Regions from separate parts of the Homo sapiens genome. Here all the other regions are linked to region 5. Evidence: chromatin contacts called from ENCODE Hi-C or POLR2A ChIA-PET data. All regions are on one chromosome and are shown on one strand. Each heading gives the region's core, a stretch centred on a gene start or an enhancer-like site at or near the end of the contact. The rest is flanking DNA. Distances are from core to core; before and after follow the strand shown.

Region 1 (5,886 bases), core at 1,651-4,150, 1.6 Mb after region 5:
TAAACACTGAGAAGTAGGATAGCTGGGTCATATCCTAGATCTATTTTAATTTTACAAGTACTGCCAAGTTGCTGTAGAAGTGCCTGTAACAGTTTATTCTCCCTCTGGCGGTGAATGAGGCTACCCATTTCCTGTACCTTGACATGTGTGTGGATATATGTATATCTGTGGATTCTTATTTGCATAATTGCTAATAAAATTGAACATCTTTTTTTTTTTTTTGAAAGAGTCTTGCTCTGTCACCCAGGTTGGAGTGCAGTGGTACGATCTCAGCTCACTGCAACCTCCACCTCCCAGGTTCAAGTGATTCTCTTGCCTCAGCCTCCTGAGTAGCTGGAATTACAGGCGCACACCACCACGCCCAGCTAATTTTTGTATTTTTAGGAGAGACGGGGTTTCACCATGTTAGCCAGGCTGGTCTCAAACTCCTGACCACAAGTGATCTGCTTGCCTTAGCCTCCCAAAGTGCTGGGATTACAGGCATGAGCCACTGCACCTGGCCTGGACATCTATTTATAGAATTACATTTTCATATAGTTTGTCCCTTTTTTTTCTATGTAGTGTTTGCCTTTTTTAATCGTTAGTAGTCTTTCTATGTATTTTATGTGATAAATATCTATGTAAATATCTATATCCACATATACCTACATATAAAATATTTCTTACCTACTCATTACTTTACGGTTTTTCCTTTTTGTGTTTTATTTAAGGCTTTCTCTAACTCCAAGATCACAAACATAGGATCTTAGTGTGAGGTAGGAATTTTATTTTATTTTATTTTCCAAATGACTAGACAATTATCTTGATGCTATTTATTGAATACTTCATCTTTTCTCTGCTGTTTTGAAATACTTTTTTAGAATAGTAAATTCCCATATAAATGGCAAATCTTCAGATCCACTTACATAGAAGTGGATCTGAAACCAAGAGAAGGAGGAAGTCCATGAGGAGAGAATTGGAATTGGTTCCCTGAACTGTCTACCCATGGGAATTTCCAGCACAGGAAAGCAGGGGACTTTCTAAAGCATCAGACAAATAAACTGGCAGCTCCATGCCCTAATAACGTTAAATAATTGAACAATTGTTTATATCATTTTGCCTTTTTCTTTCCAAAACCTGTAAAACAATGTTATCTGCTTTGGCACAGCAAATTAAGGTGAAATTATACAAAGTGAAAATCAGCTATGTGTCAAGTATAGGCCTGTACTAAGGAAGCAGGGCTGCTACAAATGTAATTATAAGATCCTAGACTCGCCGGGTGTGGTGGCTCACACCTGTAATCCCAGCACTTTGGGAGGCCGAAGCGGGTGGATCATGAGGTCAAGAAATCGAGACCATCCTAGCCAACATGGTGAAACCTCGCCTCTACTAAAAATACAAAAAAGCCGGGCGTGGTGGCGGGTGCCTGTAGTCCCAGCTACTCGGGAGGCTGAGGCAGGAGAATCCCTTGAACCAGGGAGGTGGAGGTTGCAGTGAGTTGAGATCACGCCACTGCACTCCAGCCTGGGTGACAGAGCAAGACTCCTGTCTCAAAAAAAAAATTCCTAGAATTTAATTTTCCCTCTTCAATTTATTCCCCGTATTGTAGTCAGAATGATTTTTTGGCAACATGCCAATCTGACCAGGTGTGGTGGCTCACACCTGTAATCCCAGTACTTGAATCACTTGAACCTGGGAGGCAGAGTTTGTGGTGAGCCCAGAATGTGCCACTGCACTCCAGCGTGGACAACAGAAAAAGACTGCCTCAAAAAAAAAAAAAAAAATATATATATATATGAGTGGCATGATCAGACTGTTGTTTAAGAAAGATAATGGCAGCAGAATTTTGGAGGTAAATGACAGAGAAGTAAATTGAACGACAGGGAGACCTGCTGTGAGGTTATTATAAAGATGCCAATAAGACATGATGGAAGCCGGAACTAAAGCCTCGGGGAGGGCATAGAGAGGAGGGCCAGACTGCAGAGACACAGAGAGGTTGAGTCTACTGGATCTTGCTGACACTCTTAGCTTGGGCAATGAGGGAAGTCAAGAGGGAAGCGTTAAGAATGACTCAAGTTTCTGGCAAGGGCAACTGGGTGTCTGTAATGAAGAAGAGAAATAGACATTTCATGTATTAGGCTGTAAGAGAAGCCCTCTGTTTTGACTGATGACGTAAATGAGGGCTTTCCACTTTCTGAAAAACTGAACTCTTCTGATGCAATGAGACAACCTCCACATCATAGTCAGCCATGGTCCGTTGGGTTCAACTCAGTCCCAATGCCCTGACACCCTCGTTACCTGATCTGATCCTACTGCCCCAACCTAATGGAACTGAAAACAGTGGTGTCAACAAACTAAACTGCCCACCAACTGTGACATATTCAAAGCCTGCATAAGCTTGCTCTGTGAATGGAGAACACATTCTAAAAGGATCCCAAAAGAAAATAAAGCCTTTTCTGTCTTCCCAGGGAGGTTTTAGGCTAAGGAAACAAAATAAACACCACACGAAATAGTGGGCAAAGGTACAAGAGAGTTTAAGGTTAAATGCTAAATTATGAAGCAAATTCCAATCAGAGGACAGTGATGGTATTGTTACTCTAGAACAGCCAGGAAAGATAATCATCTGTGTTGACCATCTACTGCCAAACCACCATCCGTAAGTCACACAGTTGGTAAGTGGCAGAGCCAGTGCGTGAAGTTGGGAGAGACTGTCTCAGATCTTCAGGAAGGCGAAATGTGAGCTGAGACAGGAAGGTGCCCGGTGTCCAGCCTGGATGGGCTGGGAGTGCAGCTGGGAGCTTGGAGCATCCTGGGAGGAGAAGCAGAGCAACAGGACTGGCACGTGATATTAATCATCCCGGAATGGAGGCCTTCTGACTGGAGACTTGCAGTGTACCTACCACTGCTGGGTGTTTTCAGCATTTCAGTTTGGCAATAAACATAAAAAGTCTAGTAACACAGGCGTAAGCCTGGAATGTTCAGTGACTGGTCACTGTCAGGAATAATTATTACAAAAGAGCAGCTGAGAAGACATGACTCAGCACGCCCCACCTCAGAACACTCCGGTCCCACCTAAGGGCTTTCCAAAGTCCGCAGGAACCAGGCCAGCTGAGTATTCACATAGCCGCTCTGTTCAAGTCACACTCCAGATCCGTAGTGTTATTGGTGAGAACAATGACTAACTAGCAGGATGATTTACATGCATGCGAGTTCCAACTTGGCCTTTTTCCTGTCAGCAAAATTTACTACTATCTTCTAGCTGTCTTCCTACGTCAGGACTAAAAATGGTTACACTCCTAGCAGTAGAGCATATCCAGCCAACTGACAAGCAAAGAAAGATTAAGGACAAGTACATAGACAACATGGGGTGGACTTTATCAGAAAGGACAAGGCAGATACAGTGCTGGCCAAGGAGTGTTGCAAGTAAGGAATTTCCTGGAGCCTTATGCAAACTCCAGTAATCCCAGGCAATGATGCAGTTTCACTTCTGTTTCATATTAACGAGTACTAGAAACACATAATGAGTGACCTAGTTCTTTTCCAGTGGATTTTCCTTTTATTAGAACTATGCTCTGGTAGGTTACTTAATTATTTAAAAACATCAACACTGAGCACTATTTTAAGCTAGACCTTGACTTTAAATTTCAAATATGTCATTATAGTATTTAATAAATATAAATTCAGTTTTTTAAACAGTTTTTGTGGTTTTTTACATTCCATGAAATTCACCCATTTGAAGTGCACAATCAAAAATTTTAAGTACATTCACAGAGTTGCACAATCATCACCACAATAAGAATTCATTTTTGAGCTTTTTATTTCAGTTTTTCAATAGATGATAATTTCAAGAGGAAATGATAGGCCACAAAAAGTCTGTAACTGGGGGATGAAGCAAGATGGCAGAATAAAAGTCCCCACCACTTATCCCCTGCCGCAGGAAGACCAAATTTAATAACTATCTGCATAAAAAAGCACCATCATTGGCCGGGCACGGTGGCTTGTGCCTGTAATCTCAGCACTTTGGGAGGCCAAGGCGGGCGGATCACAAGGTCAGGAGATCGAGATCATCCTGGCTAACATGGTGAAACCCCGTTTCTACTAAAAAATACAAAAAATTAGCCGGGCGTGGTGGCAGGCACCTGTAGCCCCAGCTACTTGGGAGGCTGAGGCAGGAGAATGGCATGAACCTGAGAGGCGGAGCTTGCAGTGAGTCGAGATCATGCCACTGCACTCCAGCCTGGGCAAAAACACCGTCATAACCAAAAATCAGGTGAGCACTCACAGTACCTGGCTTTAACTTCATCTCACTGAAAGAGGCACTGAAGAGGGTATAAAAGACAGCCCTGAATTGCCAACACCACCCACCCCTCATCCCCTCCTGCACCCCCACAGCAGCTGTTGCGTGGCACAGAGAAATGTGTGCTTGGGAGACAGAAAGCCCAGCATTGTGAGATTTTGCATTGAACTCAGTGATGCCCTGTCACAACAGAAAGAAAAACCAGACTGAATTCAGCTGACACTCACCCACAGAGGCAGCATTCAGACCAGCCCTGGCCAGAGGGGAAATCACCCATCCCGGTGGTTGGAACTTGAGTTCTGGCGAGCCTCACACTACAGGCTGAAGTGCTCTGGAGCCCTAAATCAACTTGAATGACAGTCTAGGCTGCAAGGACTTCAAGCCCTAGTGCTGTGCTGGGCTCGGAACTAGTGGACTTGGAGAGCACATGCCCCAATGAGACATCAGCCAGGGCAGCTAAAGGAGTGCTTATGCCACCCCTCCCCCAACCCCAGGCAGTGCAGCTCACAGCTCCAGAAGAGAACTTTTCCTTCTGTTTGACAAGAGGAGAGGGAAGAAAAGGATGACTTTGCCTTTCATCTTGTATACCAGCTCAGCCACAGTAGGATAGGGCACTGGTCAGAGTCATGAGGCCCTATTTCAAGCCCTAGTTCCCAGACAACATGTCTAGACACACTCTGGGACCGAAGGGAAACTACTGCCTTGAAGGGAAAGACCCAGTCCTGGCAGGATCCGTCACCCACTGACTAAACAGCCCTTGGGCCCTGGTTAGAAATTTATTCAACCAGACACACTCAATCATCTTTCTCAAGTTCAAAGTACTACAGATCTCTAGGGCAGGGGCAAAATGCCAGCAGTCTCTTTGCTAAAGCATAACAAGAGTCACCTTTGCTCCAGTACCCAACAAGTTTCTCATCTCCATCTGAGACCACCTCAGCCTGGACTTTATTGTCCATATCACTACCAGCACTTTGGTCAAAACCATTCAACAAATCTCTAGGAAGTTCCAAACTTTCCTACATTTTTCTATCTTCTTCTGAGACCTCCAAACTGTTCCAACCTCTGCCTGTTACCCAGTTCCAAAGCTGCTTCCATATTTTTGGGTATCTTTACAGCAGCACCCCACTCCTGGTACCAATTTACTGTATTAGTCTGTTCTCATGCAGCTAATAAAGACATACCCAAGACTGGGTAATTTATGAAGAAAAAGAGGTTTAAAGGACTCACAGTTCCACAGGGCTAGGGAGGCCTCAGGAAAATTCCAATCATGGCAGAAGGGGAGGCAAACATGTCCTTCTTCACCTGGTGGCAGCAAGGAGAAGTACAGAGCAAAGGGGGAGAAAAGCCCCTTATAAAACCATCAGATCTTATGAGAACTCACTCACTATCATGAGAACAACATGGAGGTCCCCATAATTACCTCCCACCAGGTCCCTCCCACAACATGTGGGGATTATGGGGACTACAGCCAAACCATATGGGTGGGGACACAGTCAAACCATATCACACCTGCTCCTCTTTAAACATGGCTGGAGGAAAACAATTAACCATATGAAGTGGCTCACATTAAATTATGACCACTATCCTTAGGTGTGCCCTTAGGGCTGCCT
Region 2 (5,261 bases), core at 991-3,490, 1.3 Mb after region 5:
AAATAAACTCCAGGTAAAGAGGTGAAAAAAGATATTCCATGCAAATGAACACCAAAAGTGAGCAGGAGTGGCTATTCTTATATTAGACAAAACAGACTTTAAAGCAACAATGGTAAAAAAAAAGAAAGAAAAGGAGAGACATTATACAATGATAAAAGGATTAGTCTCCAACAGGAAAATATCACAATCCTAAATACATGCACCTAGCACTGGAGCTCCCAAATTTATACAACAATTACTACTAGACCTAAGAAACGAGATAGATGGCAACACCATAATAGTGGGGGACTTCAATACTCCATTGACAGCACTGGACAGGTCATCAAGACAGAAAGTCAACAAAGAAACAATGGACTTAAACTATACCCTAGAACAAATGGACTTAACAGATATTTACACAACATTCTACCCAACAACTGCAGAATATACATTCTTTTCATCAGCACATGTAACATTCTCCAAGACAGACCATAAGATAGGTCACAAAACAAGTCTCAATAAATTTAAGATAACTGAAATTATATCAAGTACTTTCTCAGACCACAGTGGAATAAAATTGAAAATTAACTCCAAAAGGAACCCTCCAAACCATACAAATACATAGAAATTAAATTATCTACTCCTGAATGATCTTTGGGTCAACAATGAAATCAAGATGGAAATTAAAAAGTTCTTTGAATTGAATGATGATAGTGACACAACCTATCAAAACCTCTGGGATACAGCAAAAGCGGTACTAAGAGGAAAGTTCATAGCATTAAACGCCTACATCAAAAAGTCTGAAAGAGCACAAACAGACAATCTAAACTCGCACCCCAAGAAACTAGAGAAACAACAACAAACCAAACCCAAACCCTGCAGAAAAGAAATAACAAAGATCAGAGCAGAACTAAACGAAATTGAAACAAACAAAAAGCAATACAAAAGATAAATAAAACGAAATGCTGGTTCCTTGAAAAGGTTAAAAAAAATTGACAGACCGTTAGTGAGATTAACCAAAAAAGAAGAAAGAGAGAAGAATCAAACAAGCTCAAGTAGAAATGAAATGGGAGATACTACAACTGATACCACAGAAATACAAAAAAATCATTCAATGCTACTATGAATAACTTCAGGCACACAAACTAGAAAACCTAGAGGAGAGGGATAAATTCCTGGAAATATACAACCCTCCTAGATTAAACCAGGAAGAAACAGAAACTCTGAACAGACCAATAACAAGTAGTGAGATTGATATAGTAATAAAAAAAATTGCCAACAAAAAAAGTCCAGGACCAGATGGATTCACAGCTAAATTCTATCACATATTCAAAGAGTTGGTACCAATCCTACTGAAACTATTCCAAAAGATAAAGAGGGAATCCTCCCTAAATCATTCCCTGAAACCATTATTGCCCTAATATTAAAACCAGGGAAGGACATAACAAAAAAGAAAACTATAGACCAATATCTCTGATGAACACAGATGCAAAAAATCCTCAACAAAATACTGTGTAACTGAATCCAACAGCATATTTAAAAGGTAATACATCACTTTCAAGTGGCTTTCATACCAGAGATGCAGGGTTGGTTTAACATATGCAAGTTAATAAATGTGATACACCACATAAACAGAATTAAAAACAAAAACCATATCAATGGATCCAGAAAAAGCATTTGACAAAATCTAGCATTCCTTGTGATTACAACCCTAGGCAAAATCGGCATAGAGGAAACACACCTTTAAGGAAGTAGACCACCTCTCCCATTGTCTCCTATTTCATGAGAAAGCAAAAGGTTAAAAGAAGAAGTGAGATCAATAGCCAGATGGCTTGGTGCCAAGAACCGTGCCTGGTAGTTAAACATCAACTCCTGACCTAACCGCTTGTGGATTCCAGACATTGTATGAGGAAGACTTCTGAAACTTTCTGTTCTGTTCTGCTAGCCCCCATCACTGATGCATGTAGCTCTCAGTCACGTAGCCCCCACTTGCACAATGTATCATGACCCTTTCACATGGACCCCTCAGAGTTGTAAGCCCTTAAAAGGGACAGGAATCTTTACTTTGGGGAGCTCAGATCATGAGATGCGAGTCTACCAATGCTCCCAGCTGATTAAAGCCTCTTCCTTCATAAAACCAGTGTCCGAGAGGTTTTGTCTGCAACCATTCCTGCTACATTTCTTGGTTCCCTGACCTGGAAGCGAGGTGATTAGTGGACAGTTGAGGCAGCCTCTTAGGCGGCTTAGGCCTGCCCTGTGGAGCATCCCTGGGGAGGACTCCGGCGAGCTTAAGCAAAGCAGATCCTGGGAGCACTCTCGCGTAGGCAATTGCCCTGGTCAAATGCCTTGCCACAGCAGTGTGCGGCAGACCCCCGTGGAGAATTAACACAGCGGTTGAACACCGGGAAGGAATCGGCGATTGGAGTCTGGACATCTGGAACATGGTAAGACTGGCCTTGGAACTGGCCCACTCCATCTGAGTGGAAGTGTGGGCTGATCACCCACAGCATGGCTTTCTTGGCACTTTGGTTTTGGTTTTCATTTTGACTAGATTTGAACTGTTTTGGTTTAGATTTCACTATTGACTTTTGGATTTGAACTGTTCTGGCTATGATTTCGGCTCTGACTTGGCTCAAATTGCTTGATGAATGAGTAATTCCTTATCCATACTTTGATTTTAGTGTGAATTGCTTGGTGAGTGAGTGACCTTTTGCCCCTTTTTCCCTTCCCCCTTTGTGGTAAGAGTGTTGTTTTGTCTCCTGAGAGAGGAAAATGTGTAAAATACAAAGTAAGCCTACCCTGTTAGGAACTATGTTAAAGAATTTCAAGAAAGGATTCAATGGGGACTATGGAATTGCTATGACACCTGGAAAGCTTAAGGCTTTATGTGAGATAGACTATCCAGCATTAGAGGTGAGATGGCCATCAGAAGGAAGCCTAGACAGGTCCCTAGTTTCAAAGGTATGGCACAAAGTAACTGATAAATCAGGACACCCAGACCAGTTACCATACATAGATACTTGGTTGCAGCTAGTTTTAGACCCCTCACAGTGGCTAAGAGGACAGGCTGCAGCAGTACTAGTAGCAAAGGGACAGATAGCCAAGGAAAAGTCTTGCTCCACCCGCCGAGGGAAGTCAGCTCCTACGGTTCTGTCCGACCCCACATCAGAGGATGCATGGCAGAAATGGCACCAATGGTGCCCCTCCTTACCAAGAAGAGAGGCTCCCCACATCGAAGCCCACAGCCCCTGAGCCTCTGCAAGGTGTGCACACCCCAAGGCCACCTAAAATAGACAAAAGAGGATATGAAGCTTGGGAGAAACCCCTCCCTTGGCAGCTTGCTTGCAACCTAAAACTGGGACACAAATGCCCCTAAGAGAGCAACGGTATACTGGGGTAAATGAGGAGGGGCATATGGTAGGGGTGCCTTTGTGTACCAACCTTTTACCTCTGCCGATCTCCTCAACTGGAAAAATAACATCCCATCCTATACAGAAAAGCTGCAAGCTCTGATTGACTTGCTCCAAACTATTATCCAAACTCATAACCCCACTTGGGCTGATTGCCACCAGTTGCTCATGTACCTCTTTAACACGGATGAGGGAGGAGAGTGCTCGAGGTAGCAACTAAGTGGCTGGAAGAGCATGTTCCAGCTGATTATCAGAACCCCCAAGAGTATGTGAGGATCCAGCTACCAGGAACTGACCCTTAATAGGATCCAAACGAGACAGAGGGTATGCAAAGGCTAATGCGGTATAGGGAAGCACTCTTAGAAGGGTTGAGGAGAGGAGCCCAAAAGGCCACAAACGTAAACAAGGTCTCCGAGGTTATCCAAGGAAAGCAAGAAAGTCCAGTGCAATTTTATGAGAGACTGTGTGAGGCCTATCGCATGTACACTCCCTTTGACCCAGACAGCCCTGAAAATCAGCGCATGATTAACATGGCCTTAGTTAGTCAAAGCGCAGAGGATATTAGGAGAAAGCTGAAGAAACGGGCTGGGTTTGCAGGTATGAATACGTCGCCAATTACTGGAAATAGCCAACCAAGTGTTTGTAAATACAGATGCAGCAAGCCGCAGAGAGAGCCGCAAAGAAGGTGAATGCCAACCCGGTGAAATGCTGACCTACTAGCTGCAGCTATTAGAGGGGTCCCCCTGAAAGGACAAGGGAATGGGGGCTCCAGGAAAAATACCCAGTCTGACCGTCCACGCTTGCAACGTAACCAGTGCGCCTATTGTAAAGAGACAGGACATTGGAAAGATAAGTGCCCTCAGCTGAAAGAAAAGCAAGGTGGTTCAGAGCAAAAGACCCCAGACAAGGACGAAGGAGCCTTGTTCAATCTGGCTGAGGGGTTATTGGACCGAAGGGGACCAGGCTCACGTGCCCCCAAGGAGCCCATGGTCAGAATGACAGTTGGGGGCAAGGACATTAAGTTTCTGGTCAATACTGGTGCTGAACATTCAGTAGTGACCACCCCGGTCGCCCCCTTGTCTAAAAAGGCTATTGATATAATTGGAGCAACAGGAGTTTTGACAAAGCAGGCTTTCTGTTTGCCCCGGACCTGCTCGGTGGGGGGACATGAAGTGATTCACCAGTTCCTGTACATCCCTGACTGCCCCTTGCCTTTGTTAGGAAGGGACCTGCTTAGCAAGCTGAGAGCTATCTTCCTTTACCAAGCAAGGCTCTTTACAACTGAAGTTGCCTGGAACAGGAGTTATCATGGCCCTGACAGTTCCCCGAGAGGAAGAGTAGCGACTCTTCCTAACCAAACCAGGCAAAGAGATAGGGCCAGCTCTGGCCCAGTGGTGGCCAAAAGTATGCGCAGAAGACAACCCTCCTGGATTGGCAGTCAATCAAGCTCCTGTACTCAGGGAAGTTAAGCCAGAGGCCCAGCCAGTCAGGCAAAACCAGTATCCAGTCCCCAGAGAAGCCCTGGAAGGTATCCAGGTTCATCTTAAGCACCTGAGGACTTTTGGAATTATAGTGCCTTGTCAGTCTCCATGGAACACCCCCCTCCTACCTGTTCCCAAGCCAGGGACCAAGGACTACAGGCCAGTACAGGACTTGCGATTGGTCAATCAAGCCACAGTGACTTTCCATCCAACAGTACCTAACCCGTACACATTGTTGGGGTTATTGCCAGCTAAGGACAGCTGGTTCACCTGCCTAGACCTGAAGGACGCCTTCTTTAGCATCAGATTAGCTCCAGAGAGCCAGAAACTGTTTGCCTTTCAGTGGGAGGATCCGGGGTCAGGTGTCACCACTCATTACACTTGGACCCGG
Region 3 (5,234 bases), core at 692-3,191, 1.9 Mb after region 5:
ATTGAGCGATGTTTTCTGACAACAATCTCTTGGGTTCCACCAGTTCTCCATTCTAAACTGCACTACTACTCACATGTGCATTATCCTCTGGACCTTTCACTAAGCACCTCTGCTGTCCTAAGGAACCGTGTGACCAGGGAGCCACCATACATTTTTACCCAAACAGCTCCAGTTAAATATACCACAATGTAAATAATTCAATCATTTTACCATCTAGCTTAAAAATTAAGCTTTTCTTTCCCTCTTTCTCTTTGGTCTTTTCTTCCTCCCTCCCCACCCCGGGATTCTCTTTTTTTTTTTTTTTTTTTTTTTTTTTTTTGAGATGGAGTCTCGCTCTGTCGCCCACACTGGAGTGCAGTGGCGCGATCTCGGCTCACTGCAACCTCCTCCCCGGGTCAAGCCATCCTCCTGCCTCAGCCTCCCGAGTGGCTGGAACTACAGGAGTGCGCCACCACCATGCCCGGCTGATTTTTGTGTTTTTAGTAGAGACGGGGTTTCACCATGTTGGCCAGGCTGCTCTCCACCTCCTGGGCTCAAGCCTCCCAAAGTGCTGGGATTACAAGCGTGTGCCACCGTGCCAGGTCTTCATCAGATTTTTTTAAGGAGTCAGTGGCTCCTAAAATATTATGACCAGTTCTACACACTTGGTCACCTAAGGACATTTCTTAGCCTGACAGCACTCAGGCTAACAAAGCTCCCTCCAATCAATATCCTCAGGCTTTTCTGGGGTTTTTGCATATTCTGAAACCTTACAAAAAACCCAAAGATTCACAGTGTCAACTCTTTCCACAAGGATGCTAGTCTTGCTAATTCCTACTGAGAAACAGCTTTTTTTGGAAGGAAATTTTAAGCAACAGCAAAAGTTGGTGAAATCATCACTAATATCCTAGAGTTTATCATGCAGAGTTAACTGTGGAGTTTCTTCCCCCTGACAAAATGTATCAAGGTACAGATAGAAAAAATACCATTTAGAGGATCCAATGATTCATTTCAAGCCTGTTTTATTAAGCTGAGAAAGCTAGTTGCTTATCTTTATAATGCACCAGAAAGTAATTAGAGGCTAGGATTGCTGGGACTGCTTGTGTAAATATAAAGCAGGATCATTAAATGCAGGAAAGGAATCGCTACGACTGAATACAGATACATTTCATATTAGCCAGTCTGGCAAAAATCAAGGTTAGCTCTCAAGAACAGGGCTCAACGAGGTGTTTTTTTGTTGTTGTTTTGTTTTGCTTTAGCTCTATAGTTAACTGGTTTAGTTACAGAACATTTCCTTTATGTCTGTAATTGTATTCGCCCAAGTGCTGCAAATAGGATATTTAAACGACCAACTCCTCAAATGTGAGTAAATCAGCCGGCAGTAAATAGAAGTAAATAGAAGTCCGGTGGCAGCGACAGGGAGGGAATAGCGACCAGGTACAGCGAGGGGGTTGATGACTATCGCCCACCGACATCACCTTTACACCTGTTCTCAGGGATGAGTTTCTGACCCAGCTCTACGGGACCAGGCGAAGATGAGAAAAGGGAGAGGCTGGGTGCTGCGGGGCGCGCTGGCCGGCCGGGGGATTGGCAGCGGACGTCCACCCGGCCACCTCGCCCTGCGGCCTGTACTTCCCGGGCAGGCGGCGGTCTCGCGTAGAGCGCGAAACCAGGAGCTGAGCCGCGAGTGGCGCCAGACGCGAGGGGACCGAGGCGGCGACCACCCCGGGGTCCAGGGTCACTCCGCCCTCCTCGCCCAGGGGCCCCAGCCCTGCTCACCCGGACTCTTCAGGTTGTAGCGGGTCTCCATGGTGGGTCGCTGGCTTGGCTCCGGCCTCCCGGGCCGCTGCCACCTCCTCTCCACGCGGCCGCTGCCCGGGTCTCAGCGCGGCTCGGGCGGACGGGGCCTGGCCGAGGAGCCTCGGCAAATGCCGCCCAGTCCAGCCTGGACTGCGGGCGGGGTGGCAAGGCTGAGTGCGGGCGAGGCGCTCGCTTCGCGATGGCGCCGCCTCCTCCACTGCGCCCCCGCCTCCCTGAGTGCCTGGCAGGCACCGGCGCCGGCCGGGGCGGCGCTGAACCGGGCGCCCGGGCTGGAGGTCAGCCTCCTCGGGTAGTCGCAGGCCCAGCCCTGCCGCGGCCGCCCGGCTTGCGTCACCCGCCCTCGTCCGGGATTTGTGAAGTTGCCCTGACGTGGCAGTAGCTTCGTGGCGGTCGGTCACTACCCAGCCGCCGCCCGCCCGGCGAAGCCGGCTTGGGGAGGTGCAGGAGCGAGCGGCGTCCTCGTCCTCTCGTCCCGGCCCTGCCCGCTGTAGGCGAGGTCCGGGACCCCCGGGCCCTCGAGAGCTCGGAGGGGGCGCCGGGCTCCGGCTGCAAAGCTGTCCGCAGCCGGCTGCCCGCGCGCGGTCCCGCAGGGTCTGGGAAAGGCTTTGTTTTTAGATTCAGTTGCTGTTGCGAGGGGCGGGGGTTAAGTGAGGAGGGGGAAAGCCAGTGACAAGGAAATGGAATAGGATTTTTTTTATTTTTTATTTTGTGTGTGTGTGTGACGGTGTCACCGCTCTGTCGCCCAGGCTGGGATGCAGTGGCGCGATCTTGGCTCACTGCAGCCTCTACCTCCCGGGCCCAAGCGATCCTCCCACCTCAGCCTCCAGCGTGGCTGGGACCACAGGTGTGTGCCACCATGCCCGGTTAATTTTTTGTATTTTTGTTAGAGACACGGTTTCACCGTGTTGGCCAGGCTCGTCTCGAACTCCTGGACTCAAGCGATCCGCCCGCCTCGGCCTTCCAAAGTGCTGGGGTTACAGGCGTGAGCCACGGCTCTGGCCAGAGTTGGATATTCATAACAATTTTTTTCTCGGGTAGTGTGTTAGGTGCACGACATGTTTTAGGCATTGCAGGAGTTTTGTTTTTTTTGGTTTGTTTAGATGTAAAAGCTGTCAAAAAAAGGAATTACATTTAATGTGAGGGAAAGCATACAAATATGAAAGGTTAAACTTCAAAGGACACACTTACTGCTTCATTGTCCAATGTGTGGGATCGAGAGAGGACTGAGTTCAAAAGACTTAAGGAGTAGGGACCTTACTAAAGGAAAGGAGGGAGGGATTGGGAAGGTGGGGAGGATAGAAAGGGTTAATCAGGTTGGGCAAGTTTTATTCTGTTATATAAAGACATAAACTCTTAAATTTGATTTGTTTTCTATTGTTAAAGTTAATCTAAATCTGTGAGTTTCTTGATGAAATTGGGAGTAAAAAAGTGAAGGATATCTAAAATTAGATGGTATATTTTAAATCATTCCCTGATGTTGTTTTCTGTATAGTAAACTGATAATCTGACTGACTGAGATATGCAAACAAAACCAAACTCCAATGCTGCTTCATTCATTCATTGTGTTGAATCTTCAGATTAACTGACACTTGACACCCTCTCCTGCCACAGCTCTACAAAAGCCCCTAATTTGTGCAGTAGGCCCTACCACAGCAAGGCCTGCAAAGCAGGTGCTGTATATAATGCGTTCCTATTTGATAGCTGAGTACTAGAAGCCTTTTGCTATTCAGCCTCCAAGGTCCATCAATCTCTGGGTGCAGTTGTCCTCTGGGGCTCTCCTTTAGCCACCACCACCTCCACTGCTCCCTGGGGCTCTTCTCCCATAGGACTGGTTCAGTAGGAATAACAATCTCTCCTTCCTTGGTTAACAACAATAACAACAATTTATTGTGGACATGTGCCCATAACAATTTAATTATGGGCACATATCAAAGCTTAATTACAATCATGCTCCAAGATCAAAGCCAATTCCAAAATTTCTCTCAGCAGAGACATTTACAGAGAAAAGAGAAGTGGCTGGCAGGTGTGGTGGCTCATGCCTGTAATCCCAGCACTTTGGGAGGCCAAGGCGGGCAGGTCACCTGAGGTCAGGAGTTGGAGACCAGCCTGGCCAACATGGCAAAAACCTGTCTCTACTAAAAATACAAAAATTAGCTGGGTGTGGTGGTGCATGCCTGTAATCCCAGCTTCTCGGGAGGCTGAGGTAGGAGAATCACTTGAACCCAGAAGGCGGAGGTTGCAGTGAGCCGAGATCAACCTGGGAGACAGAATGAGACTCCATCTCAAAAAAAAAAAAAAAAAAAAAAGGCCAAGGTGGGCAGATCACTTGAGCTCAGGAATTCGAGATCAGCCTGAGCAACATGGTGACACCCATCTCTACTAAAAATATACACACACTCAAAAATTAGCCGGGCATACGTACCTGTGGTCCCAGCTACTCTGGAGGCTGAGAAGGGAGGATCAGTTGAGCTCTGGGGGATGGAAGAGGAGGAGCAGGCTGCAGTGAGTCATGATGGTGCCACTGCACTCCAGCCTGGGTGATAGAGCGAGACCCTGTCTCAAAAAGACAGATACAAAGAGAAGAGTAATTTTATTTAAAGGTTACTAAATTCTTGACTGACAGCTGGGTGGGAAGGGAGCTCATTTCCTTGGAAAATTTCTTATCCAAAAATTGCTTATTTTTTTAAACTAGAACACTTATTTCTTTCAAGAAAAATTTACAAATTATATCAGGTAAAGTTTTAATCCAAGATCAAATTTGGGGTAATTTTTTCTTTACTTTTGATGATCCTAAGGAAAACTCCTTTTTTTTTTCATTTTAAGATTTTTTTTTTTAATCCTTAAAGCCGACTTCGTAACTAATAAAAATGACAAAAGATGAGGTTTAAAATGTTTCAGAATCTTAGAAAACATCTTAGAACCACAATCCTTGACCTGTGTAATTCATCTTTTCCTTAGTTAGGAACCAGAAGTCCTTTGAAGTGCAGGCCCTTTCTCCACCGCCATTTGCATCCTTGTGCAAGGTCTGGACTATAGTTTTTTAGCATCTACTGTTTATCAGGCACTTGACATAACATCAACTCATTTATTCTTCATAACAGCCTTGGAAGTGGCACTGATTATTTATACCCATTTTACAGATGAAGATAATTTAGGTCTCAGAGAAATCAAGTGTCTACTTCTCAGTTTTTTCAACTACAGATTATTATCTTTCTGGCATATGATTTTTTATGTTAATGAGAGGAAATTTTTCTAGATTTTCATCTATTTCTTGATTTGGTTTGAATACTTTGAAATATATTTTATAAAGGTTCTTAAAGCTTCAATGACTTATTCAAAAAAAACTTCAGTGACTTATCTAGAAAATGAAAGAACCCTGATTCAAGTCCAGGTCTTCTGACTCTGAAACTTGGGTTTTTTTGCTACACTAAAAA
Region 4 (5,537 bases), core at 1,076-3,575, 1.2 Mb after region 5:
AATAGCATAGCAGATTTTGTCTTTTTAAATGGTTTTCGTTTACTTTGTTCTCCATTGTTTATAAAGCTATTTTAAGAGCTGGAAATTACATTTTCCCCTGATAATTTTGTCTTTTACCATCTGGCAAACAATGGTTTTTATAGTTTTGAATAGATCTGAAATTATCATGGTTTCTGTTGTTGTTGTTGTTCAATAAATTCAACTTGTATACAGCCCAGTATCCTGCCCTTTAAACTTCTCTTTTGGGTGCATGGGCACAAGATCACCAGTTTAGAGAGTAGAACCTACAAGCCAACTGGAGCCAAACAGAATACAGACTTGACGTATCTTTCCCATCAAACAAGGATGAAGTCCAAATGACTATGCCCCATTAAGCAAAACAACAAAGGCAGCACACTTTGGGTCTAACACCTTAATTTTTGTTTTAAATATAATAAGCACTGGTAAGTTGTCATACTCACCCATGGCAGTGTTGTAGGCATTAGGAAAACTTTTGTCTGTTCTCTGTCTCATGAAGACCCAGCTGTTGTTCTCAAATTTGCATTCTATAATTTTGTTGTCATACTGTTTCAGCTCTTTTGTCACCTGTTTTGAAAGAGAATTGAGGAAAATATTTAAATAACTTGAAAGGCTTTTTGCTTCTACTATGTGACAGGCACATTAGGAAATGATAAAAATACCTCAGTAACTCTTCATGCAGAGAGCTCTTTGTCATCTGAAGTATCTAATCAAGCTTAAGGTATGGTGTGCACTCCCTTGTACACATGCTCACTTATCCGACATTTTATAAATAATTGTGAAAATGGCTGTCAATATATAGCAATTAAAAGAAGCTAGGCAGAAACCAGCCATGCTGGGCCAAATGCAAATATGTTACCATGGGGACCAATACCTTCAATATTGTCTGTGTCTCTACGGCTTTCAGAAATTGAGTATACTGCCTAGGTTTCATCAACTTTCAGAAAGGTCTAACCATCTAAATTCCTATGTTAAAATCTAAGAAATGCCGTGTACTAGTTAAATGAAAAAGTTACATATCAATAGTGAATACTAGGATCAAATTCAGGCAATGTACATCCTAAATATTTTGCTTTCCAAGCAGTGACAATTAACCAACAATCTAATCTTCAGGAAACTTAGCCTTTCCATCCCCAAACTAGTACAAATTTACAGATGAAGCTATTTGTGACATTAGTTGATGGGTTTTTTGGCTTCTTCACCTCAGATGACTGAATATGGATACTCTATCAAAGCTAACAAGTATCCATGGTAACTACGAACCTTTTAAAAGATATTTCACTGGGCTGTGAGAATGGTTTTCATAAATAGGAACCTAAGCTTATCTTTGTAGTTTTCAAATCAAATGCCAGTCATGGTAATATTTTAATTCTGTCCTCATCTTTCATGGCTAACAACTTTTCCTCACAATATGGTAGACTGCAATCATTTAACTTCATTAGCATTATCTGAAACATTCTCATTTTTCTACCCACATATTCACTACCACCTAGGAATATGACGAGAAGTAAGTTTTTAAAAGATGCTTTCAATTCGCAGATTAGGCAGCACATGTCTTCATAAAAACTTTCAAACTATATTCCTTTCCCTTTACATTTGATTGTACCATCTGCATTTTCAACAAATCCAACAGGTGCAATACACTCAGTGGTTTTGGAACTAGACATGCCCAAAAAAGTGATATTCCAAGTAGCAAACTTGCCAAATTTATCCTCAAATATTCATTATTTTAGTCTCAATTCTCTTGCCTTGCTTTCTAGGGACCCATTCTTTTATTTTGGAAACACTGTGTATATGCAAGTATTGGACAACTCATTCAGTTAGGTAAACACAGTTTTGCTATACCACATGTAAGGTCTAACAGAAATAAGTTTCTAAACCTTTCAGTGTCTATTTCCTAATTTCTAAAATGGGGAACAAGTTCCTAATTTACTGGGTCACTGAAAGAATAATAATTGAAAGTGCCTGGGACATAGAACAATCAGTAAAATTGTTAACCAAATATAAAATTAGGCAATGAAACATTGCTTTTTAAAATCTGTGGTAAAAAAACATTGAATTTTCCATCTTAACCATTTTTAAGTGTACAGTTCAGCAATGCTAAGTGTATGTCTAGAACTTTTCCATCTTGCAACACTGAAATGCTATACTCCCTAAACACTAATTGCCCCCCTTCCCCTCTACCCAGACCTTGATAACTGCCTTTCTACTTTCTGTTTCTATGATTTTGACTACTTTAGATACTTCATACGAGTATTAACAGAATCACACACTATTTGTCCTTTTGTGATTGGCTTGTTTCACTTAGCATAATGTCCTTGAGGTTTATTCATGTTGTAGCATGTGACAGAAATTCTTTCTTTTTAAAGGTAGAATAATATTCCACTGTATGTATACACCACATTTTCTTTAGCCATTCATCTGTCAATGGACACGTGGGCTGCTTCTACCTCTTGGCTATTTTGGATAATGTTGCAAAGAACGTGGGTGTGAAAATATCTCTTTGAGATCCGGTTTTAAATTATTTTGGCTATACACCCAGAGGCAGTATCACTGGATCATAATTTTATTTTTAATCTTTTGAGGACCCCTTTGTTTTCCATAATGGCTGCATCAATTTACATTCTCACTAACAGTATGCAAGGGTTCCAATGTCACATCCTTAACACCTGTTAGTTTTTGTTCCTTTTTTTTTTAAAAAAAATTGACGCCCATTGTTTACTGTGCTCTAATTTAAACTTTTTGTTCTTTCATAGTGGCCATCCTGATGGTGTCAGGTGCTATCTCATTGTGGTCTTGATTTGCATTTCACTAATGACTGAGAATCTTTCCATGTGCTTATTGGCTGTATACTTTCTTCAGTATACTTTCTTCAGTATACAAGAAACTTTGTCAATTTTTTTAATTGGGTTGTTTATTGTTGTTGAGATGTAGGAGTTCCTTATATATTCTGGACATTAACTTCTTATCAGATGTACAATTTGCAATTATTTTCTCCCATTCTGTAGGCTGCCTTTTCACACTGCTGATTGATTCCTTTGATGTACATAAGTTTTTAACTTTGATGTAGTCCTCTTTGTCTATTTTTTATTTTGTTGCCTATGATTTTGGTGTTGCACACAAGAAATCATTGCCTAATCCAATGTCCTAAAGATTTGTCCTGGCCGGGCACAGTGGCTCACGCCTGTAATCCCAGCACTTTGGGAGGCCGAGGTGGGCAGATCATGAGGTCAGATCGAGACCATCCTGGCTAACACAGTGAAACCCTGTCTCTACTAAAAATACAAAAAGATTAGCCGGGCGTGGTGGCAGGTGCCTGCAGTCCCAGCTACTCGGGAGGCTGAGGCAGGATAATGGCATGAACCTGGGAGGCGGAGCTTGCAGTGAGCTGAGATCGTGCCACTGCACTCCAGCCTGGGCAAGAGAGGGAGACTCCATCTCCAAAAAAAAGATTTCTCCTATGTTATCTTTTACAAGTTTAATAGTTTAAGGTCTTATGTTTTGGTCTTTATTTTTGTGTTAATTTTTGTATATGGTGTAAGGTAGGGGTTCAACTTCATTCTTTTGCATGTGGATATTGCTTTCCCAACACTGTTAGTTGAAGATATTGATTGTCCCTTCCCATTGTGTAGTATTGGCGCCCTTGTGGCAAATCATTTGGCCATATATGCAATGATTTATTTCTGGGCTCTCTATTCTGCTCCATTGATTTGTATCTCTATCTTTATGCCAGTAATTAAGTATGCCATCTAAATTAGATGCTTTGAAGTATGTTTTGAAATCAGGAAGTGTGAGGCCTCCAACTTTGTTCTTTCTCAAGATTGTTTTGGCCTTTTGGGGTCTATTGAGATTCTGTATGAATTTTAAGATAGTTTTTTAATTTCTGCAAAAAATACTATTGGGATTTTGATAGGGGTGGAATGCATTTTAGTAGTATAGATGTTTTAACAATATTAAGTCTTCCAATCCACAAGCACCAATGTCTTTCTATTTATTTGTATCTTCTTTGATTTCTTTCAGCAAGAAACACTGCTTAATTAAAAAAAAAAAACCTTAGAAGTAAATTTACTAAAGGAACCATGATGACATAGGAAGGCTGACTTTGAAAACAGCTGTCAAGAAAATTTTATCATATGTACTTTACAAGAATGGCTTGCTAGTCAACAATGTGTAGTCTGCACTTTTGCTGACTAGCAACTGTGGTCTTTATCATATAGCTTATCATTCTTGTGTTCTCAGTTTCAGAATTGCTATAAATTATGTTACTCAATCTGACTGTAACAATTAAGCAGTACTATTAACTATCTGTGTATCTCCTTGGCCACTAAAAATCTGGTAAACAGAGCTTTCCAGAAAATGCACGTACCTGCCACTACTAACCTAAACGTATTTCCGTATTTAAGAACAATACATCATTCTTCATTGATCACACCAGTTATAGTCCCAAGATAGATGCACTACAAGTTACTCATTTGGTTAGGTGGTAAAATATATTTAACTAATAAAAATAATATCTCCCACATGTATACAAACTAAAAACAGTTTCCAATAATGGTCGGATCAAAAGAATGACCGGTATAAGGGAGAGGAGTTTAATTTTAGATCTAATTTGTTACTATGACAATAATCATCCTCAGCCAATTACATATTATTATTTACTAAAACAGGACCCCATCAGGTCTTCTAATCAACTGTTATCCTAGTTTGAGTTAATGAGACCTTGAAAGTAAAAAGAATAAAATATTTATAAAACAAGATTTCACATCTGTACCCCAAATTACATTGAACTGATGAGGTTTTACTGTTTCTGAAAAAAACAGAGCAACACACCATATATTTTATGTTGAAAAAAATTTGTTGCCTGTATCCATCTGATTGCATACCACACTTTTATACTATTTGAATCTATAAATAATCTGGGGTTAAGAAACTATCAGATGAAAACGGATCTAGTACTTCTCAAGATTTTAAATTAGCAGCTCAAAGAAAAGTTTCACTTATTAATTTTGGCATTCATCTGTAACTCTTGCCTGAGCAATTATTCCTGCGGTGTTCTAATGGGATTTTTCTGTATCCTCCATTCCTTCTACATCTATTATCTAGAGTTCTTCCATAAGAAAGATTTGTCCCTTCTCCCCTATTTATTCATTTAATTGCTTATCTGTATTGGTATGGACTCATGGATATTTATTTTATTATTTGGTTTATAATAAAATACTCGTCACTTATTTCATTGCTCAAATTGTTCTAGTTTTGGCCACTGAAAACTCTCAGGTTGGCTTCCATGTCTTTTTATCTTGCTTCCACCTTTTCTCCATGGGGCTCCCTACCACAGATTTTTCTTTTTTTTTTTCTGAGACAAAGTCTCAGTCTGTCACCCAGGTTGGAGTGCAGTGGTGCGGTCACAGCTCACTGCAGCCTCAACTTCCTTGGCTCAAGTCATCCTCCCGCCTCAGCCTCCCAAGCAGTTGAGACCACAGTTGTGCACTACCACACCTGGCTAATATTGCAATTTTTTT
Region 5 (6,103 bases), core at 2,706-5,205:
ACTTTATTGAGTTGAGGAGACAGAGATCAGAGTTCACAGATGTGGAAATTGAAGGGCAAAGTTTTGGAAGGGATGAAGCTATACAAATAAATAAATAGAATTCATAAATCTGAGACTTTGCTAAGTACTTGGCTGTTCATGTATGGATTGACAATCCACACAGTCGAGCACAGAATGACCAGGGAGTATAAGCTAAATAATTCTTAGAGCTCACAGAGGATGAGAAGACATTTGAGCTCTGACCAGCCAGAGTGAAGAGTCCTCAGTGAAAACCAAGGAATTCATTGAAGACCTCTGAGCAGTTATTAATTAGTAGTAAGGTCAAATTATTTCTGGAATGAAGACTACTCTAGACCTACCCTAATAAAGCTTAAAAACAGTCCACAAATGAATCAAACTCATCCACAAATAACTGGCTGAAAAAAACAGCACAACCCTTCCTAAAGGGGGACAATTCAGACACTGAACAAGGATGCAATTCACAACGTCCAGTATTCAATAAAAAATTATTATTATTTTTTGTTGTTGTTGTTTGTTTTTGAGACGGAGTTTCGCTCTTGTTGCCCAAGCTGGAGTGCAATGGAGCGATCTCTCGGCTCACTGTAACCTCCGCCTCCCAGCTTCAAGCAATTCTCCTGCCTCAGCCTCCCGAGCAGCTGGGATTACAGGCGCCCGCCACCGTGCCCAGCTAATTTTTTGTATTTTTAGTGGAGACGGCGTTTAACTATGTTGGCCAGGTTGGTCTCAAACTCCTGACCTCAGGCGATCCACCCACCTTGGCCTCCCGAAGTGCTGGGATTACAGGCGTGAGCCACCGTGCCCGGCTCAATAAAAAATTATTAAACATGCTAAGAAGCTCAACTCATTTGAGCTTAAAACTTCTTAAAGCCTGAGGAAAAGGAAAAATATATAATTCTCTCTTTAAATGTTGAACAGTTTGTGACATATTAAAGATACTTAATCAGAAGAAATTAATTCTACAATATTCTTAAAGGCAATCTTTTAGCTTTTAGATAAAAAACATTTGATAAAATGGGTTTCACTTCTTCTAGGATGACTTCCATCACAATTCTATTTTAAGACTGTTTTATGTAGATTTGTAATCTGGTGTTTTGAAACAACATAAAACTTGGTTTCTCTTTTAACAAAACTGAGAAGAGTTCTCATGCCTTCTTTTTCTCAAGGTAAATATATCCAGTTCTCTCTATCTTATTCTGACAAAATTTTTCTTATTCTCTGGATGCACTCTGGTTCCTCCGTGTTTTTTAATTAAATGCCATTGCTGCCGTGTTAAAACTAGGAACAAATAGTTCTACAAAGACTAGAAGTCCAATAAACCATGGGAGTATAAAATATATTGTCATAGTTGATGTTGTCAATAATAACCATGATAAAGGTCATAAAATACTAGTTTCTAAAATTTATGAATCCTTTTATCTATGTCAGATGCTGTGCTAAGTGCTTCATGACGGCTATCTCATTTTACTCTCACAACTCCACGAGATAGATACCATTGTTTTGTTTTATAAATGAGAAATTTAAATCACTGAAAGGTTTATAAATGAACTCTTTCCACACTTATACTGTATAATAAGCCACTCAAAAACTCAGCGGTTTAAAACAATACTCATTCATTATCACACATCTACAGGTTGACTGGAGTTTGGCTGATCTAGGCTGGGCCCTAGTTGGGCATCTCTGCATCTTACTAAAAGATCGGTTCAGGCAATTCTGTGCCATATGCATGTGATTCTGGGACCAAAGAGCTTGCTTTGTATGTACTTCTCATGGCAATGATACAGGCACAAGAGAGAAAGCAGAAATATGGGGTCTCTTTAAGATCTTGGATCTGATTTGGCACACCGTTGCTTCACCACAACCTATTGGCCAAAGCAAGTCACATGGCTAAATTCAAAATCAAGGATTGGGGAAGTATACTCCACCAAAGTCCATGGCAAAGGTGTGGATGCTAAGAGGCATGAAGGATTAGGGAGAATAATTCAATGTAGCACAAAACGCTAAATAATACTTCCAAAGTCATACCCATTGTAGCAGTCAGGGATTCAGTTTGGCTGAATGTAGCAAAAAACCCAAATAATAGTAGCTTAATAAAATAGGAGTTTATCTTCTCTCATGCAAAGTCTGGAGATAGCCAGTCAAGAAGCTGATAGGGCTGTTCCATGACGTTACCAGGAACTCAGGTTCCTTTTTCATTTTTGTTCCACCATCCTTAAGATGTGACCCTCATGTTTATGTTCACAGCAAGGCTGCTGGAGCTTCAGCCAGCATATTCTCATTTCAAGTAGAAAGAAAAGGAAAGGCAATAGACATAAAATGGAAGTGCTTTCCCTGACACCTCATCCAGTGATTACACTTACATCTCATTGGCTAGACCATGTCACAGGCCACTCTCACTGAGAAAGAGGTTGAGAGATTTTTTTTTTTAAAAGAGAACACTGTCATTCCCAACACAGGGTTAAATTAGTAACAGAAAGAGAAGAAAACATTGACATTAAGTAGGAATTAACAGTATCAAACATACTTCAGGGAGTATTTGTGCCAGGATTTGCCCATTAGTTTAAAACTATACTTAATATGATGGTATTATTCTTACCATCTTAAAAGATATTTAATATTCTAATATATAATATATGCTCATGGAAGACATTTTGGTAGCTATCTTAAAGTATAAAGAAGACAAATCAGCCATAAGCCATTACAAAGTTACAACCACTGTTAAAATTTTGCTATCTCACCGTCCTTTGGTTGCTTTACCTTGTATACTTACAGTATATTTGTATATCTAAATTGGGTTCATTCTCTACAAATAGCCAGTCTCATCTCCCTTGTATTTTTAAATTTTGTTTTATAGATCATAAGACAATATATACTCATTATGGAAAAATCTAGAAAAAACAGAAAAGTATAAAGAAATAAAAGTAATTTACCTATAATTCCATCCTTAGATCTAATTGCTTGCTGTGATTTTGAAAAACTGACCTACACTTTTTGTGCATTATATGTATGTCAATATAGTTTAAGTCATATTATATAAAAATTTCGCATTTGGCTTTTAACAAATATAAGACAAACACAAGGTTTTTGTTAACATAATTTTAAATACCTGCCTGATATTTTACTTAAATAACGTGTTTAGATTTCTAAGGCTGTGCTATTATAAATCTTGTTACTCTGAACATCTATTTTTACACAAGCTTCTTCCACATTCCGGGAACATTTTCTAGAAGGCGGAAATAAAATTGTGTTATATTATGATGTATATTCTTGAGTTTTTGTGTTGATTCATTTCCTAGTAATCAGGGAATGTCCTTAAGCAAAGCATATTCTGCATATTTGTTTGCAGTTTGAGAAAAATTACTGTTTAAAAATAAAACCTTGTTGTTTGATGCTCTCCTTCTAATGAGTATTTAATCCTTTTTCACACTTTCACGTCTGAAGGTGGGCCTAACGATATTATCGTTAAGGGATAAAACCTCATTATTTTGACTCGGACACTAATGTGTTCTTATCATGTGCTTCTTGAATGAGCAGTTTTCTCTTCGGGCATCTTGGAGCGTTCTGTTACAGACTTCCTTTGAACAACGGGACATGAAATAAAACCTCGATACTTTTTACTTTTGTTTTTTAAAACTAGATACTTTTACAAGAACTCTATTTGCCCAGGATACAGCCCTTCCGTTTTCCCAGCCTCTCCAACTGGCTCCTCCCTCTCCCCCACCCCGCTTTCAAAGCCGCCTCATCATTCCCACGCTAGCAAGTTAATATCCTTATTTACGAGAACTTGTGTTTCACAGTCTTAACCACGGAGGTTAAGATGTCTCTGCCTGAAATTCCTTTGTTTTTAAAGTTTTTCCAGCCCATCTTTTGGGGGAAAGACCCTCAAAGTGGGACCCCGCCCCACCCCCACCTGGCCCCGCCCCCTCTGGTCCGGAGCCTTCCATCTCCATGGTTACGCGGCGGTGGCTGCGAGCGCCCAACTGCTCCGACCGTCGCGGTGAGGGCCCCAGGACAGAAGCAGACAGACACGGCTCCTGCTGTCGATTCCGATCCAGGTCAGCCTACTCGGGGCTCCGCGCCCTTGACCCGGAGGCGTACCCCGCCAGGCGGCGAGCTTGGGGCGGCTGGCGGAGCTCGGGCGGCTGGAGGACCGCGTCCTGCCTCGTCGAGACTTAGCTCTCAGTCTCGATCCTTTAGGCTGCGCCGCCGCAGAGCTGGAACAGCGGTCCATTCCTGCCGGAGGCGCCACCCCAGGGCTGCAGGGCTGCCCTCTAGCCTTTGCGCGGGTGCCTGAGGCCTCCCGCTTCTGTTTCGCTCCACTGGCTACCCCAGAAGCCGGACCTCGGGAGACTTAGTAATTGGAGGGTGGGTGCAGGGAAGGTGCTGAGCCGCGTCCCTAGCGACCCGGCAGCGGCGCGCATGCGCACACAGATCCGGAGCGCGCACACAGATCCGGAGCGCGCACACAGATCCGGAGCGCGCACACAGATCCGGAGCGCGCACACAGATCCGGAGCGCGCACACAGATCCGGAGCGCGCACACAGATCCGGAGCGCGCACACAGATCCGGAGCGCGACGGACTCTCCCACTGACTGGCACTTGCGCATGCGCTGCCTGTGATCTTGGAGTACTGATTATAAGCTGTTTTAAGCGATTCCCTTAAGCCGCGCACTGTTGTAACCACTAAAAACAGGACTAATTTAGTCCTCACACCTCTGGAAAGAAGTGAAGCAAGTGCCCAAGGTCTCACAGCTGGACAGTGGTCGGGTCACCATGGAATCCAGGCAATCTGGTTTCACTGGACAAAATGCCTAGTGCTTCGTACTCATCCATTGGAAAGCTAATAATGCTGAGGAGTTGGCTTTATCTACCTGATATTGCCTTTGTTATACTCTACATGCCAACTTCCATTGTGCTTAGTTACTGATATTCAGGAAAATCAGAAAACTCGATCAAAACCTACCACTTTTTCCTTATAGTAAATGCTTTTTTTTATCGAGAGTCTGAACTCTATTTTAGATGTGCGGAAAAGATCATTTTAATGATCTGAGCAAGAATTGTTTTCCAAGATTCTAGTACAGTTCTGAAGGGTCATTTAATGAATGTGGTGGAATAAGCATTTCTCCTTTTAAAGCTGTACTCTTGGGTTTCTCATTAATTTTACCTCCCTCCCCTACAAATACTGCTTAGCCTTTTTTTTTTTTTCCTGAGACACAGTTTCGCTCTTGTTGCCCAGGCTGGAGTGCAATGGCACCGCAACCTCCGCCTCCCGGGTTCAAACGATTCTCCTGCCTCAGCCTCCCAAGTAGCTGGGATTACAGGCGTGTGCCACCACTCCCGGCTAATTTTGTATTTTTAGTAGAGACGGGGTTTCTCTGAGTTGGTCAGGCTGGTCTCGAACTCCCGACCTCAGGTGATCTGCCTGCCTTGGCCTCCCAAAGTGCTGGGATTACAGGCGTGAGCCATCGCGCCCAGCCTGCTTAGCCTTTTTTTTTTTTTTTAATTAAGAATATCATGATAGGAATATATGTTTAGTGACCATAATTTAAATAATTGAAAATGTTATTTATCAAATGTTTCAATTATTTGAAATCCCAATCGTTGTCTGTCTTCAATAAAGTCCTTCATTTTTAAAAATAATGAAAAACAGGAGAGGCCTAGATACTAATAAAAATGCTAATAAGCTAATAGATGATATTATGACTGTTTACAAATACAATATTGCAGAAATCAAAAGAGGAAAAAAATAAATTTGCATAAAACCACGGTTTTTTTAAAAAAAATTGTTGTTTTATTTAGCCAGAATGCCTCCAACTCAGGCCGAAAGTGTTATAAGGAGTATTATACGAGAAATAGGACAAGAATGTGCAGCCCATGGAGAGATTGTTTCTGAAACTCTGATTGCTTTTATGGTAAGAAGAAATATTTTTGTGATTACTGTTTTATTAAGAGGTTTTTTAAGATGTGGTGTCCATTTTCCCCTTTAAATTCTGTGAGGCTTTCATAAATGTTTTTCAGTTGAAGCATAACGAGATAATTGGACAAATTTGTGAAAACATTTTTAAAAAGTTTATAGAGCATGTG

The links. Hi-C counts contacts between places; a loop is a spot of excess contacts on that map. ChIA-PET counts read pairs that join two places held with the same protein, here RNA polymerase II (POLR2A). Pooled maps may share reads with other maps.
Region 1: a loop to region 5 is called in a pooled map, with 2.0 times the contacts of the local background. The contact joins the enhancer-like site here to the promoter of CFAP206 in region 5. A Hi-C loop is called at or near these places in 1 of 168 maps with a recorded cell type or tissue (breast epithelium) and 1 of 50 pooled maps. POLR2A ChIA-PET finds 5 or more read pairs at or near these places in 1 of 52 experiments (HCT116).
Region 2: a loop to region 5 is called in a pooled map, with 4 times the contacts of the local background. The contact joins the enhancer-like site here to the promoter of CFAP206 in region 5. A Hi-C loop is called at or near these places in 2 of 50 pooled maps.
Region 3: a loop to region 5 is called in a map of naive thymus-derived CD4-positive, alpha-beta T cell, with 5 times the contacts of the local background. The contact joins the promoter of UBE2J1 here to the promoter of CFAP206 in region 5. A Hi-C loop is called at or near these places in 1 of 168 maps with a recorded cell type or tissue (naive thymus-derived CD4-positive, alpha-beta T cell) and 7 of 50 pooled maps. POLR2A ChIA-PET finds 5 or more read pairs at or near these places in 3 of 52 experiments (CD4-positive, alpha-beta T cell, Panc1 and activated T-cell).
Region 4: a pooled map shows a loop between it and region 5 (1.9-fold over the local background). The contact joins the enhancer-like site here to the promoter of CFAP206 in region 5. A Hi-C loop is called at or near these places in 1 of 37 single-sample maps with no recorded cell type and 2 of 50 pooled maps. POLR2A ChIA-PET finds 5 or more read pairs at or near these places in 1 of 52 experiments (OCI-LY7).

The regions. Positions count from the first base shown.
Region 1 is chr6:89,032,696-89,038,581 of GRCh38, forward strand. No RefSeq gene overlaps it. Among named protein-coding and RNA genes, the nearest start is that of PNRC1-DT, 45 kb to the right of the region's middle. RefSeq lists a cis regulatory region at 2,672-3,506. Within about 2 kb of position 2,901, at least 29 of the 41 ENCODE cell types and tissues checked have a DNase peak (open chromatin) inside an H3K27ac peak, as active enhancers do; they include breast epithelium, where a contact is called at or near this core.
Region 2 is chr6:88,660,436-88,665,696 of GRCh38, forward strand. The region is part of intron 14 of RNGTT (RNA guanylyltransferase and 5'-phosphatase); the gene reads right to left. Among named protein-coding and RNA genes, the nearest start is that of RNGTT, 300 kb to the right of the region's middle. Within about 2 kb of position 2,241, at least 2 of the 41 ENCODE cell types and tissues checked have a DNase peak (open chromatin) inside an H3K27ac peak, as active enhancers do.
Region 3 is chr6:89,350,781-89,356,014 of GRCh38, forward strand. It overlaps UBE2J1 (ubiquitin conjugating enzyme E2 J1), which reads right to left and starts at 1,942. Exons shown (of 8, transcript NM_016021.3): 1 at 1,759-1,942. The coding sequence starts at 1,789. RefSeq lists an enhancer at 1,248-2,197 and silencers at 1,494-1,553, 1,584-2,293, 2,304-2,403.
Region 4 is chr6:88,613,811-88,619,347 of GRCh38, forward strand. RNGTT (RNA guanylyltransferase and 5'-phosphatase) reads right to left here. Exons shown (of 16, transcript NM_003800.5): 15 at 462-585. Among named protein-coding and RNA genes, the nearest start is that of RNGTT, 350 kb to the right of the region's middle. Within about 2 kb of position 2,326, at least 3 of the 41 ENCODE cell types and tissues checked have a DNase peak (open chromatin) inside an H3K27ac peak, as active enhancers do; they include OCI-LY7, where a contact is called at or near this core.
Region 5 is chr6:87,404,017-87,410,119 of GRCh38, forward strand. It overlaps CFAP206 (cilia and flagella associated protein 206), which reads left to right and starts at 3,956. Exons shown (of 13, transcript NM_001031743.3): 1 at 3,956-4,073; 2 at 5,819-5,931. The coding sequence starts at 5,824.